2 separate regions of the Mus musculus genome follow, and region 2 is linked to region 1. A link is a loop called in an ENCODE intact Hi-C map of the cell type or tissue named here. Cell type or tissue: heart. All regions are shown on one strand.

Region 1 (8,000 bases):
GGGACTGAGAATGGCACTGCTGGAGAGTGAGGCTCTTTCTAGATGGTCAGTGGGAGTGTGGGCTGCAAGAAAGATGGGAGGGGAAGTAATCTCCAGGGGCTCTGATAGTGTGTAAGCCATTGTCATTCTTTGCCTGGACTTCTGGGAGAAACTCCTGGCTCTTCTCCAGTCCCTCTTCTCCAAGCATAGAGGGAGCTAAAAATGCAAATCTGATTGGTTCCCCACCACACACCGAGAACCGCTTCGATGCTCTCTCTGCCCATACTGTCAGGTCACCACCTCAGCTTCTTGACAAGACTGACAAAGTCCAGCTGTAACAGCTTCACCTCCACCAGCCCTTCTGGAATGTTCCAGAATCTTGATGGGAGGGGCTTGGAGACAGCATCTGGGTGGAGGAGGTTGCTGGGGATGATGAAGATTACACAAGGGCTAGCACCTGTTCTTCTCAGCGACTGTCCAGCATACAGCCTTCCTCCTCCTTGCTCTGCATGGCAACTGTGTGCCATGCTCTTAGCTCTCCAGGCAGTGGGCTGGGTCTCCCTTCTTCCTTCCTTCCTTCCTTCCTTCCTTCCTTCCTTCCTTCCTTCCTTCCTTCCTTCCTTCCTTCCTTTCTTTCTTTCTTTCTTTCTTTCTTTCTTTCTTTCTTTCTTTCTTTCTTTCTTTCTTTCTTTCTTTCTGGGCTTTTATACAAAGGACCTTTATCCAGGATCACTCCCTCCCTCTGCAGATAAGCCTGACTTCTGCTGTTAGAAGCTCTTTGCTCCCAGTCTGAACCTCTCTTCAATGCATCTCAGCATCTACTTGGACTCCCCCCACCTCCCACCCCTCCTCATCTTTCATCTTTCTTATCTGTCAGCTCTCCTCCTCTGCTTCATTGCTCAAATCAGCTTAAGCCAAACACAGAGTTCTCTTCAAAGTCCTCTGGACCCTCGTACTCTGTGCCATTCCCTCAGGTCCCTCCCACTCAGGATACTGCCCCAGCTCTCAGAGCACGTGTCTTCAAATTCTGAATCGGAACTGGTTTGCAAAGTCCTTGAAGGTTAAATGTAATTTTCTGTTTCCTCCCAGGTCTCCAGAGCCTTTTCAGTGGGCAACATTCAATATGACGCACATGGATGAACAGACCCTTGGGGTCCTCTGTATGGGAAAGAGAAGCTCACCATTTTGGAACAATTGTTAGAAGCTTGCATGAAGCTGGACAACACTTGATCTTCTGATGGGAGCCTTTATCAAACACTTCTCAGCGATTGTCTAAGTGAAGTGAATTTCTCCTGTCACTTAAGTTCCCATGCCCAGACATGCTTTGAGCCTCCTGGAGACTTTTGTAAACACAGATGCCAGATCCCGGGCTAAGAGACTTGGATTCAGCAGACCCGAGGTCAGGTTCCAGGGGATTTGTTGGTTGAGGGTGGAGTAGCTTTGGAGTCTTTTTGTGAAGGCTTACTGATATGGGTTAGGGGAAACAGTCACATCCAAAAGGACTTTGCTTAATTTGTTTCAGCCTGATCTTCTAGGTAATTTTTCCTTCAAGTGAAAACAAGCTGTATGTGGATGGGGGTGCACTCGTCTCACAATAAGAATTCCTAAAATTACAACACTGAAAAGTTCCTTTTCTTCATTCTCTGCAAAAGGTAAATGTGTGCATGTATGTGTGCATTCTGGATGTGTGCCTGTGTGAGTATGTGTATACACACACATATGTATTTGTTCTTATATGTGCACATATTTCTACATATGTATGTATTTATGTGCACACATGTTCATATATGTGCACAAATGGGCATATATATGCTCATATGTATAAATGTGTATGTTCCATTTTGTGTCTGCATTCACAGAGGTGTATATATGCACATGTGCATGTCATGATAAAAATAATTATATGGATGTACACACAAATGCCTACATGTAAACATACATGTGTGTAAAGATATGTTTATGTATATAAGTATACAAGAATGCATGTATACACATACATATTTATGACATCTGGGCATATATATGCAGTTATATAAATGCATATGAATTCATGTACACATAAGTATATACATACATAATGCAGGCATATATATATATACACAATATGTATGCACATGCATACCCATGAATATGTACATGCATATGTATGTGTGCATGTTTGTCATTATGTCTGCATGTATGTATATGTCTGCATATGTATGCCATTATATATTTATAAATACATATATGAGTATGTCATGTAATTGTTGTGTGCATGTGTGTGTATGTATGTATATTTATGCTATTTGCTATATATATGTTCAAGTGAATGAATATACACATGACTGAATTCATGCACACATATATATGCTTGTATGTATATACTATATATATGTATATATGCATGTGAGTGAGTATATCTGTATATAATTCTATATGTGCATATATGTATATGTGTGCATGTTCATGTTGTTATATATATGGATGTGAATGCTTGTTCACACGACTAAAGACACACATGTATATGTGTGCATATATATATATATATGCCATTATATTAGGCATGTTTATTTATATATGTATTATATACATCTGTGCATGTGTGTGCAAACACACTTGGTGCTAACATGATGAAAAGGACTTACAGATTACCTGGATAAGGCGTACAGGGTTCTGCATGATGTCCTCACCCCCAAAAAGATAGAGTCTTTGGTCCTTCACTGCTACGGCAGGGTGGAGCACAGCCACTGGCATGCCAGCCATGCTCTCCCAGACGTCACGGATGCTGTCATACCTCTCCATGGAGGCCAGAAGCTCCTGCCCTTCTCCAGTACCCCCAATGGAGAAGATGAAGTTCCTGTGGGTGGTGCTTCTGTGGGAGTAGCGGGCTGCCAGCATGGGCTCCCCCACCCTCCACTGGTTGAGTTTCAGAGAAAAGATATACACACCACAGCTAATGAGACTCTTTCCCTCACTGACAGTCATGCCCCCGAGCACATAGACGCTCCGGTGCAAGGTGACAGCTGAGGCCTTGTACAACCGTATGGGAAGCTTGGCTAGGCTCTGCCACTGGCCAGTCTGTCCACTGTAGAGCAAGACATCCCTGGTGGTCTGCTGGTTGTCCTTCCGTCCCCCAAGGAGGAGGAGGAAGTCTTGGTAGGAGCTCCTTGGGGGCATGCGCCATAGGAGTTTACAATCCTGGGCACTGGGACCATACAAAGAGAAGATCTGTTTCCTGGCCATCTCCAGGATGGCCTGGCAAGCAGGCGAGGACTGGAGGAGGGCGTCATTGGCAATGAAGTGATGGAAGAAGGCTGGGTGGATGTACTGCAGGCGGACCTGCTGCAGCAGTTCCTGCATGTGCCTCCACCGGGCTTGAAGGTCATGCTTCACCCAAGCCATGAGGGCCTCGAACACCTTTTCCTCCTCACCACAGAGCCTGTCATCTCCCAGGTAGTCCCTCAGCTCCATGGCGCAGAGCTCCTTCAGGTCAGCTGATGCTGCCACCTCTGGGAAGTAAGTCAGGGCCACCTCCTTCGCTTTCTTCTTAAGGCTGTCACAGCTTAAGATTTCTGCGAGTCTGACTAGGCCCAGGCAATTGCTGGGGGCCAGCTGGCTCTGGAGGTATGAGGAGCAGGCCTCAAACACCCGGGGATACTGCAGCATGGCAGCAGCCTCCATCAGTGGGAGGACGTTGGCAGCTGAGATATGAACCTCTCCCGTATACACATACGTAATGACCTGCTCCAGAGTTGTGGAACTGATGCCTTTCATCTGCACTTTGGCCTCTCTGCTCTCCCGGAAGTGGCTGCAGAACATGGCCTTGAAGTAGGGGCTGCTGGAGGCCAGCACACTGCGGTGACAAGGGACCTCCCAGGCCCCGGAGCAGATGCTCACATCAGTCAGGATCTTGCTTTGTCTTAAGCCATTGAGCTGTCTTAACAAGTCAGAGGAGAAGCTGTGGTCTTTGAAGACAACCCCATCTGGTAACTCCTCATCCATCCTACAAAGAAGAAGGGATGCTTCAGACGGAAGCAAAATCAAGGCTTTCTCACAGAGTACACTGGAAGGGTTAGCTGTGGGGGCTCCAAGTCTCATTTATCTATTTACCACTATCTATTTACCAAGACAGTGGAATCACGAACAGTAGACCACATTGTACATCCAAGAGGAAACCACCCTCACCCTAGACCACAGAGTGATCTACTTCAGGCTGTTATTATCTTCAGAGATAAAAGACACACAGCATCTCCAGCTATGCACAGGCATCTTCCAACCAAAGTGAATAGTCAGGGACTCACATATTAGCCTGACACGAGAATAGTCCATGCCTTTGATAAGAAAGGTACACTTTTGTCCAGATTCTCATCAGATTTGCCAGGTAATTCATCTAGGAATCTTTCTGAGGGTTAGTTGCTCACCAAGGCTAGAATTCGAGGGTGTGGTCATCTGGTCACAGAAGTGATGGGGTCACAGTGGGCTGCTGCAAGATCTAGATAGAAGACTCTGGGCTCTTTGGTTTTTATTTTAAAGATGCAATTAATAGAGAACAAAGACCAAACACTTCTGTGGTTTATTGGTGACACTGGCTGTCTGCCTGCTGAGAAATGACATATGAGGGACACTTACCTTGTTTTGCTGCAGTGACATCCACTGATGCTGGGTCTGTCTTGTCCTCTCAAGATTTCTACCTTAGGCTCGGAATAAAACCATAAAGCCCGGGCCTTTCCGTTGGCAAGTTCTCTGTCCTCGGAGAGTTCTGGGTTTGTTTATGCTGCAGGCACTTTCACAGTTTCTAGAGCTCTGTACAAGGGCTGCCGGGCAGGCAGACAGTGTATACATTCCAAGGCTAAGAATAGCCGCATATGTACTTTCCAATGTTATGACATGTGACTTTCCAGTTGCCTTTTGCAGCCACCCGAGGGCCTGCAGGGCTGCGCATGCCCACATGCCTTGTTTCCTTGGCGAGTGTTTACATCGGTATAAATAGAAAGAGAGGAACGCGTTCTCTGAACAAGGCTTTGCTGCCCATTTGGACACATCCCGAGCCCCTTGTCCTAAGAGTGCCTGGGAACTCTAGATGTCTGTAAACAGGTTGCTGTGACCTGTGCAGAATCATTGAAGGCAGCTCTGGGTCACAGTCGAGGTAGCAGGTGCTCATGGGAGGGGCAGAGAGTGGACAGAGCCCTGGGTGCTCTTCAGGGGACATCCATGTAGCACCTCCTGCCTGAGAGGACTTCTGTGAGGGCTCCAGTTTCCCTTTTAGGCTATCAAGGCAAAGGAGCCCAGAGGAAAGGCTCTTTTTGCTTGTTTTTTGCTTGCTTGCTTGCTTGCTTGCTTGCTTGCTTGCTTGCTTGCTTGCTTCTTAAATATTTTTAGTAATCTGTATAGTCTTGTGAAAGTCCTGACTCTAATCAGGCATTCTGTCCCCATGTCTGTCTGTCTGTCTCCCCCCCTCCCTCCCTCCCTCCCTCCCTCCTTCCCTTCCTCCCTCCCTTCCTTTCTCGCTCCCTATTTGTGTATTCTGACTTATAACAACTGTTGAGTCTGCCACCTGCCCCTTCTGGATACCTGCTAACTGCTCTTCAGCTGGGCTCTCTTACACTCAGCCTTCCTTTTCTGTCTCCTCTCACCAGACAGAAGTGAGTTAGATGCAAGGGGCAAGGCACAGTGATCCAGGTGGAAAAAGAGCAGTGGAGAATGGGATGAGGAGAAAGGAGGAGGAGGAAGAAGAGAGGATCAGAAGGGGTAGAGGAGAGTGAAGAGGAGGGAAGGATGGAGAAAGAAGGAAGGGAAAGAGAAAGCAAGAGGGAGGGAGGGAAGAGGAAGAGAAGATAAGAAAAATAAAATGGAGAGGAAAGAAAGACTGAAGAAGGAGGGAGAAGGAGGAAGAGAAGGCAAGGTGGAGGGAGACAGAGAGGGATGGAAGGAAGAAGCTGAGGAGAAAGGAGGGGAGGGAGGAAGGAGGAGAGGGAGGGAGAAAGAATGAGGAGGAAGAGGAGGAAGAAAAGGTACTATAGAGGGAAAGAGGGTGGAAAGAAGAGGAGGAGCAGGAGGACCTGAAGAAAGAAGAGAAGGGAAATACTGGTGGGGGTGAAGAAGGCAATGGCAGAGGCGGTCAGGTCCACAGTAATGAGCGTTGGATCACCAGAAGGGCTGGGGGCGGGACAAGCATGTGTCACTCATCTGGGCACTGCTGTCCATGATTGCTCTAGTCACGAGTGAGCCACATAAAGGCCTGGCTTCCTCTTCCCACATTGCTCAGACTTTTGTGACAGTCCTTGTTTCTAGTTTCTCCACTGTTACTACCTCCACCTTGTTGGCACAGAGTAACCTCTGGGAAGACAAGTCAGGACTTGCCAGGCTCCATGTCACACCTCTGCTGGCTCCCGTGTCAAGAGCGCTTCTTAGGAGGAGGCTGGTTGGTCTCCTGACTCTTCCCAGAAACACACCTCCCACTTGCATATTTTTATACTTGCTTCATCAGACAGCTTATAAGTCCATGCACATATATGTGTTAGTATCTCCACTGGGGAGTTAGGACTGACTTGGCTTCTAAGATACTTGAGGCAGGGTGGAAGGAGTATTCTCATTCATGGTGATAGGTCATACCCCCAAAGAATTCAGCAGCTCATAGACAAAATGGATACCCAAAGCATGACATTAGGTTCAGGAGTCTAGAGGCAGAAGTAGGTGGCAGCAGAGAGCCTGTGACAAAGGGATCAGGGATGCTGGCCATTCCTGGGCTTCTGTGGCATGCTGATGACACGGGTGAGCAGTTACATCTCTGAAAGGGGCCCGATGACCCTTCGTTCTGTACTCTGTGCTTTTATGTGCATCTTCCCTTGGTCCATCTTCTGTTGCACCGTCCTCACTCATCCTTCCACATGTGGTCCATGTGCCAGCTTCTCTGAAAGTCTTCTCTGCTCTTTCTCACCTCTGCCCTGCTCCCACAACCTCTGCACCTTGGGACAGAGGCTGTGCCTCAGACCTTATACATGTCTGCTGGCCCACTGTGCCTCTCCTGTCAGTGTGGAGTCTCTGAATCCAGAAGGCTTGATCTCTTGCCGTCTTCCCAGAGTCCAGTGCAGGGTGTAACATCTAGTGGGTGGGTTATGTTAAGTTCCTGATCTGAGGAGAACAGAAGCATAATGGAGAACGGAGAAGATGGGAGCCTCATGGGGGTCTGACTAAGGCAACTCTTATGAAGGACAACATTTATTTGGGGCTGGCTTACAGGTTCAGAGGCTCAGTCCATTATCATCAAGGTGGCAGCATGGCAGTGCCTAGGAGGGCATGATGCAGGCAGAGCTGAGAGTTCTATATCTTGTTCCAATAGCAAACAGAAGACTGGCATCCAGGCTGCTAGGAGGAAACTCTCAAAGCCTACCCCCATAGTGACACCACTTCTTCCAACAAGGCCATATATCTTCCAACAAGGCCACACTTCTAGATAGTGCCACTCCCTGGGTCAAGCATATTCAAACCACCACAGGGTCTCATCTTCTTTGTAGAAGTACCAGGGTTACCACTTGCAGTGTGTGTAGATGGCAATGTGAGCCCTCACTTGAATCAAAAAAAATGTTAATAATATAATGAGCTGAAAAATCAAATAATTGCTTTGGATAATAGAGTGAAAGATGAGTGTGGGCTGAGGACACAGCTTTGGTCTTTGGGAGCTAGGAACAAAGGAAAAACAACTTTTTTGGGGAGTTTGAATGCCTCCTCTATCACGGTTCTTCCAGCCGGTGAGCAAGCCAAGGATATTCTGAGGTCAAAGGGCAGAGTGAATTAGTTTAGCACTGGCCCCTGGAAGGCTGCTTGGATTTCTCCTTCACCTTCTACCTAGTTAGGCCTTCCAGAACCAGGCCTATCAAGAGTTTGGATGAGCCTGATCATGGATAAGTGTCTGACCAGCTTCAGTCAGTCTTTTAGTTTCTAACCCTTAGAAAAAAGCAAGTTCTATTCTTTTGGTTTGGCCAAATAGAATTTAGGAAAAGACAGAGTTTAGCTGCTTAACATATAGCAAACACACACACACA
Region 2 (8,000 bases), 130 kb before region 1:
TTTTAAATGTACATTGTTAAGCTATGTCTATAGTCTGGAGAGAGACTGGAATAAATTATTAAATTATACTGCTCATAATACATGATTAATTTTCTTAATATAACAGTGGGGTTAATTTTCTTAAAAACAGTATAACAGTGGGGATAATTTCTGAAAGGTGACCTACATTTGGGCTCTGCTCTTTGCATGCATGTGTCTGCAGGCACGTGCATGTGTGTGCCTGTACGTGGGGATGTGGGTGTGCACAAGTGTGGGTTTGTAGCCTAAGTGACTCTTTGGAAGCCACGTAGAGGTTTCTATTATTCCCTGTGTTTCAGACTTTAAGAAACTAAGATCCAGAAAAAAAAATCATTAGTTGTACATAGGGGATGCTTTTTTGGAACTATCACATGGCAAGGTAATTATTTACAAGAGGTCGTGGGGTTTTCTGCATGTCACCTTCACCTGACACATGGTACAGTTCCAAACTGTATGGGTCCCGGAAACCACTTAACCAGCTCAGCGTGTGTGATTAGATAAGTCAGCAAAGTGTTCCGTGAGGTCCTGAGTGTGCCTGTCCATCGGGGAGGCTGAGATTACACCAGCAGCAGTCACAGGTTTGTGTGTCTCAGCCTTCCCTCTCACCATAAAGACAATGGGAACCAACAACGAGTATTTAATTTGGAAAGCCAAAACAAACATCTGATGTATGTAGCCATATGCCTATAGTCTACAGGCTCTGAGTGAATCTTGATCAGTATTTTCTTACATGTACGTCCAGGCTTGATTCAAAGACATCCCTTGTCCTCACTACCAATACATGGAACTAAAATTTTAAAAGGCTGGCAGTACCAGTTCTCCAAGCCTGTCTTCTGGGTATGATTGCATTGACGGCAGCATCCCCCCAATACACAAAAAGCTCATTCTTTTTGAGGAGATGAGAGCTCACCCAAGCCACACTGAAGACTTCAGCAGGATGGCCAGCACCCTGCCCCCAACAGTGTTCTGCATGATGCTCCCAGTTGGCTGTTAGGCTTCACGTTTCCTCTACCTTCTTCTGCCAAGTTCTTCTTCCCACTCCCCTCTATCAGGATGCCCCTCATAGCACCCTCCAAGATGAGGCATCAAATCAGAAGCAATTAGCTCCTGCATCACCAGAGTAGACTATGTTGCCTTGGACTTTCTACTCAGTGTCTAAGTGGAGGAAACCACTGCACGGTGGGTGGGGGGTGGCAGGTGGCAGGTGGCGGGCGCTTGCACTTACCCTGCTGATCTGGATGCTATTCAGCTGCTGCTGCCAGTGTAGAATGGTCTCCATCCGATACACCCACATGTTAATGTTGCCCACCAGCACAGACTTGCCGACTCTCTGCACCAGTGTGCATAAGGATGTGTAGAGAGTCTGGAGAAGTTCCCGTATAAGTCTTATGTTTTGCTGGTCTTCAAGAACTTGGGTGGGGGGAAAAAGAAAATCAAAGTTAAGTTATTGAAGCCAGGCATGTTACAAGTGGGCTTTTCTTCTTCGTTGTGGGCTCCTGTTACTGGGCACTGCCTGTGTCTTTCTTTCTCACCAGTGTTAATTCTATCCTCGGCTAGTGGGTAGAGTTTCTGCCATCTGGGTCCCTCTTTGTTCCCTTCTCCCGGGTTTCTAAAGAACTCTTTTCTGTTTCTATTGCTCCACCAGTGCCAAGTGTCCACCTGATCAGAAAGTGGTGGGGGTTTTTTTGTTCAGCAGATAGCATCTTTTTAGATGAGTAGAAGACTGCATTTTGGGGGTTCAGATGGTTGGGTTTTAACCTTGTCTGTCACTTCTCTAGACAATCATTTCTCATGTGCCTCAGTTCCCCTATGTCTGAAATGACTCAGCTGACCCAGAGGTCTTAAGGTCCCCTCCAGTTCAAACAGTCTATGCCTGGATTCTGCTTTGCACACAGCTCCATTTCCTGGGGCTATAGAAACTCCACCATGAAGGGCAGGGTTTGTGTCCTCATTGAGAAGCCAGTCAAACTTGAAGCAGGGAAAACATATGACCCTAAAGAAATGACAAGGGGCAGTGTGCTTGGTCTTTGCCAAGGGCATGGATGGCACATCTTTTCTGAGCTGGAAGCAGGTACTCCTGACTTCAGCCGCCATGACTCACTTCTCTAGGCTTATACTCCTTTAAACCTAGTGACATGCTACGTGATGAGACAACCCACCTGCCTATTCCCACACCTAGGAAAAGGGCTGAGGTGTGTGTGGGGTGCTCACCTTTCAGTACCACTTTTTCCAAAATGTTCATGAAGTTCTTTTGGGCGATGCCACTCAGGGATGTGAGCTGTGACTTTGCTATCAGCTCCAACAGCTGTGGATAAAAATAGAAGTTGCCAGGCTTAGACTACAGAGATTTCTTTTTTTTTTTTAAACCTAATCTTCACTTTTGAGTCACATGACATGCAGATACAGACAGATGGGGGTGGGGAGGAGAAAGAGAGAGAGAGAGAGAGAGAGAGAGAAAGAGAGAGAGAGAGAGAGAGAGAGAGAGAGAGAGAGAGAGAGAGAGAGAGGCCACTAGGCAATAAAAGGCAGATGCTCAGAGAGGCAATAAAAGGCAGATGCTCAGAGTGAAAGACAAATGGGGGTAATTCAAAACCAGGAGTCAGGCTGAATATTTAATTGCTTTCCTTTTTTTCTTCTATATATAAAGGGTTTGGGCTTCAGCCAGGGCTGATCCATTGTATTTGGCCCACTTCAGAAAGGAGAGCTGACACTATTCCAAAGGGAACAGAACCTCTCATGACCTGTGAACACCAGAGCTCTGCATAATCACCCCAAGGGGATCTGTTCTTGTCCTGACCTGAACCTCTGTCCACTGGCACCGACTGCTCTCAGGACACATTCGGGTTCATGTTTGGTGACCATGTGCATGTCCCAAGGAAGGGATGAGTCTTTTTTAGACAGTACCTGCTTCTCATGTTCAAGAAACTTGCCTGATTAGTAGACTCCTTTGCTGCAGGTACCTTTTTTTTTTAATAGAAAGATGCTAAGGAAGAGAAACAGGGTGTATAGTGAGTCTACCTCTCTCTCCTCAGAGGCTCAAAGGAGAATCCTAGTATCTGTCAGCTTTGATACAATTCTTTTGAAAGCTTTATGTGTGTCAGTATACCACGTTTGTGCCTTGTGCTAATGGAGGCCAAAAGAGGACATTGGATCCCCTGGAACTGGAGTTACAGACAGTTGTGAGCCACCGTATGGATGTCAGAACTAAGCCTGGGTCCTCTAGAAGCAGCAAGTACTCTTACTGGCTAAGTTATCTCAACCAGCCCATGCAATAGAGTCTTGATTTGATAAATTCTTAGCTCTGTGATTAAGGGCATGCCACTAAATGCATTTTGCTATCTGGGTTCTTCATTTCTATGAATAATATTCAGGGTCTTTGAGGTGGTGAGCTTTCAATGAAAGAGTATGCACAGAACCCCTACCCAAGGGCCTGGTGTTAATTAGATGCCAGGTAAGTTTGGTTTGTTTGACAAGGGCCTATGCTAATTTCTACTACTTCCATTATTGCCAAACAAAAAGAAAAGAAATTATAATACCGTATTGGTATTATGTATATACTATATTGGATACTGGAATCAAGGCAGAAGAGGGAAGAAACAGAACAATCTAAAACTCTGCACTACAAAACCACAACTGAATGGGAACATAAGAACTGAACACAAAAGCCGGATTTCAGGGGATTCGCTTTGGACCCATGCCCTACATCAGCGGTTCTCAACCCATGGGTGATGACCCTGTGGCAACCCTCTATCTCCAAAAATGTTTACATTACAATTCATAACAGTAACAAAATTACAGTTAGGAAGTAGCAACGAAAATAATTCTATGGGTTGAGGGTCACCACAAGATGAGGAATTGTATTAAAGGTTTGCAGCATTATGAGGGTGGAGAACCATGGCCCTAGGTGGTTTAGAGCACCTCCGTGTCCCAGGCCCTTATTTAAAACATTTGTCCTTATTGAGCCCTTTGGGCCCTTGTCAAACACAGACAGACCTAGTTCCTGGAACATAATTTTACTTTAAATTGGAAACAAAAAGTTCTAAGCCTTGAATGCCCTCATGCTAGATGTGGTATCTTTTACATGGGCATGGGGTGGTGTGTCCTCCTGACTTGGAGGACGAGGAGGAGGAGGAGGAGGAGACACTGCTGTATTGTGCTTAGTGCTGGAGACCTAAACTTAGAAGTCAGGAGCTGACAAGAGTGATGCTGACAGGGTAGACATCAAAACACGCCCGGGGATGTGGGGTGGGTGGGGTGGGGGAGGCTCTGTCCATGCATAGTGACCGCAGGGCTCTGTGCCCGCCTAGTTCAGTTCTGCCACCAATCAGCACATGACAGTGGAAAAAGAACACGAACCTTTCATTTTCTCCCTGAGCAACAGCAGCAGGCTCTAGAAGGCCAGGCCAATGGTTTATTAATGCCCAGAGCCTCACATGACTAGCATAAAGCGAGATGAAAGAAAACAAAAGCCTGGCAGTCTGGAGCCTACTCCTGCAGGGCAGGCGGCTGAGCACCATGACTCATCCTTGGGTAGGAGCTGAGGCAGGGGCCAGCCTTCGATCAGCCAGAAATGCATCTAAAACGTGGGTGCCATGTGACCACTGCTCCCCAGAGTGTCAGTCTTAATCCCATCTCAAAGGGCACCCATCACAAGGGAAAAAAAAAAAAAGATAAAAAGCCTCTGCAACAGGCCCTGACTGTGCATCAAAGAAAGCTCTGCGGGCTCTGTTTAGGAGCAGCAAAGAGCTCTTTGGGCTGAACTTATTATCTTCGTTACCTGAGGAGGGAGAGGGATAGAGCAGCACACTGGCAAGTGACAGGAGGGTGACATGTAATCTCATCTCTGTTTCACCCTATCTTCAGGGAAAGTCCCCGCTTTCATTGCTAGGCAGCTGTGGGGCCCTGGAACAGGAGAATCGGATTCTCTGTCTGGGTGACCTTTACAACCGTCATTCATTTAGCAAGAATCTCTGTGTCCACTCTGTTGTAGCACTGAGACAGATGACAGGGAAGGGCAGAGCGCGCGATCCCCAGACTCATGGAGTTTACTGTCTAGTCATCTAGCTTGTTGTGGGGTTTCTAAATGTCAATAAAAAGGCTACCTACAGGAAATACAAACCAAACCAGCGACAACAAAAGACTACCTCTAGGACTGTAATGAGAATCAAGTGAGATATTGAGAAAACCAAAACTTACTGTTGCAAACATAAAGTGTTATGATCACTATTAAAATTACTCTTCTCCCCGGTGCCAGTCTCTTAAAGAAGTTTAAGGTTGACAGCTGGAGTAGGCAAACTTTCTACAGGGCCAAATAGGAACTGGGTTTTTGATTTTTTTTTTTTTTTTTTGTTTTGAGGCAGGGTTTCTCTGTGTAATAGCCCTGGATGTCCTGGAACTCACACTGTAGACCAGGCTGGCTCAAACTCAAAGAGATCCCCTTGCTTCTGCCTCCCCTGGGGCTAGGGTTAAAGGAATGCACCACCATACCTGGCCCCCAAGTAGTAACTGCTTCAAGGTTTGTGGGTCATACAGTCTTTACACTGAAAATGACCTGCTGTTGTAGCACAAAAGCAACCCTAGACAATATGAAAATCAATGTGTACACTTGTGTGTAACAATAAAACTTTATTTATAAAAATAAATGCAGGGCCAGATGTGGTCCTGGGGTCCCTTGCAATATATATCATAGAGAGTATAAGTGAAGGTCCCAGAGTCAAACTACTGGCTTCAGTTTTTCCTATCTATAAATTTTGTATAATGATACCACTTCCTTAAGAATTGTTGTGAAGATCAAATAGATCATCAAGCCCTCACAAAGTGCCAGGTACCAAGAACATACTTAGCGTTATCACAGTGTTTTATCATAATACAGAAAAGACAGCTAGGTAAAATTATTGCCAGGCAGAACATAGGGAAGTACTAAGGTAAAATATAGCTTGTTTAAAGACTATATTTCAACTGTATGTGTTGTCAACTGGATGCACTCAGACTTTAACATTCCTCTGACATCGCTATTATATTTGTGGTGCATTTAGTAGCTCTCTGTTGATACACGTCATGACTTGCAGAGATGCTTCAACCATGAAGCCGTATTTTGCTAAAAACGATGGATATTTACTGTGTGCAGAGATGGTGCCACACAGTTCATCTGTCTGGTCTCAATTTTCAATGGACAAAGAGGTTAAGTTTCCCATTTGACAAATGAAGACACTAAGGCTCAGAGCAGTTAAGCTGCAGCAGGAAATCAGTGAGTTAAGACTCAAGTTCAGATATGTCTAACTGAGAATACGTATTTGGAGGATCAATAATTTGCCACATAGGGCCAACTTTTATTCTAACAATTGCAGCAACGTCATGACTTATTATCATCTGCAAAGAATCTGGAAATCTTATATCAACAGTGTGCTATGACTGGTGACCAGCTTCCACGCTGAGGCGAAATAATGTCCAGAACAATATTATGAACATATTTAGGAAGAGGCAATGGTTTTGGGTTACCTAAGGAGTCTACCTCTTACTCCAATACAACTCTACTGCTAAGAACCAGCAGATAATGTCATGTGATATTAACGATGAAGGGCTGAATCTGTCTACCATTTCTGTTGCTAAGAGAGCTGTTTGCCCCAGAGAGTGGATTTGTATCCAGTAATTTGTTTACCAAGAGGACTGAGCCAACTACATCCTTTGCCCTTAGCCACAAGGAAAGGAGTAGAGGAAAATGTCTTGTTTGGAAGTAGCTGTTTGCTGCTGGGCAAATTTTAGCTCAGGTGCCAGTAATTTGTGGCTGTGCTGAAGGAGAGGCAGAGGTGTAGGGGAACAGGGAGTCATGCTCGAGGCTGCCCCTGGGGGCCATGGTGTCATTGTGAGTGGGCAGTGTGGGGATCTGCCATTGCGTGCAGGGTGTCACTGTGCAATGAAGGCATGAAGCTTTTCTACTGGAGGGAGGAGGTGGTGGCGACATGTCCAAACCACATCCTGCCCTTCAGCCCCGGCTCATGCTGGTTTTGGAGATGATGGATTTGGAGAAAAGTCTAGTTGCACGCTGTTACCCCAACAGCGAGCGAAACTATGTAGCAAATCTCGGGCATATCACGCAGAGTTTGGTGTGATGTTTGGAGAGTCACTCGGCAAAAGCAATTTCCCTCCTATCATTCTTTACTGAAAAACAGGTTTCCTCTGCAATTCATCTGTATAGCACTTACATTTATTAACACACACACACACACACACACACACACACACACACACACACACACACACATCATATGGGAGTAGACATGAAAGAATACCATGCGAGAGTTGGTTTGGTTCATTTTTACCTATATGTCGGCTCCCGAACTGGATTCATCAGGCTTGGTGACAAGTGCCTTACCAGCTGAACCATCTTGCTAGCCTAGCACTCATGTTTTAAACAATATGTCACTTCCCTACTCAAAATCCTCAGATGCCTTTCCTCTGCATGTGGGAAAATCCCCAGGTTCCTTTTCACCACTGACAAGGTCCCCCTGGACCTACGTCCTGCCCTTCTCCAGCCTTTTTGTACAGTGGCCCCTGAGTTCATTCTGTCCCTGCTGTACAGCCCACCTGCATTCCTTGGTCAGGTGAAGTTCCTTCCCAGTGGTGGGGTTTGTCTCTTGCATATCTTTACATGCTTGGCTCTATCTCATCCCCCAGGTCTTAGTTCAAATGATGCCCAGATGCAGCTCAGAGAAATCACCCCAAACAACTTACATGAAAAGCAACCCTCCTCACCCTTCACTGTTGCTTAATGCACAGCTTCCATGACCTTCACATAATTGCTGCTTGTCCAATCAGAAGCTCTCCCTCAAAACCCAGGGACCCAGGTTTACTATTTCACCCCTGCCTACTTCATGCCTGTCACTCCACATGTACTTGGATTAATACACACACACACACACACACACACACACACACACACACACACACACACATTTGTCTTTGAGAGTCAAAGAGTATTATTT

The links. A loop is a pair of places that touch in the nucleus more often than their neighbours do. Peaks named below come from ENCODE experiments on the same cell type or tissue, not always from the same donor. Only the 100,000 strongest peaks of a DNase experiment are listed, where the experiment ranks them.
Region 2: it touches region 1 in a loop (2.6-fold over the local background); 4 of 42 quality-filtered maps call a loop at or near these places.

The regions. Positions count from the first base shown.
Region 1 is chr15:58,319,372-58,327,371 of GRCm38, forward strand. It overlaps Klhl38 (kelch-like 38), which reads right to left and starts at 4,798. Exons shown (of 4, transcript NM_177755.3): 1 at 4,588-4,798; 2 at 2,611-3,961. The coding sequence starts at 3,960. In heart, a CTCF peak has its summit at 6,639; DNase peaks (open chromatin) are centred at 4,960 and 6,140; H3K4me3 peaks cover 3,212 bases; H3K27ac peaks cover 5,769 bases.
Region 2 is chr15:58,190,042-58,198,041 of GRCm38, forward strand. It overlaps Fbxo32 (F-box protein 32), which reads right to left. Exons shown (of 9, transcript NM_026346.3): 5 at 2,230-2,323; 6 at 1,244-1,428. Among named protein-coding and RNA genes, the nearest start is that of Fbxo32, 21 kb to the right of the region's middle. In heart, no CTCF peak of the experiment used is centred here; DNase peaks (open chromatin) are centred at 2,830 and 4,290; H3K27ac peaks cover 5,414 bases.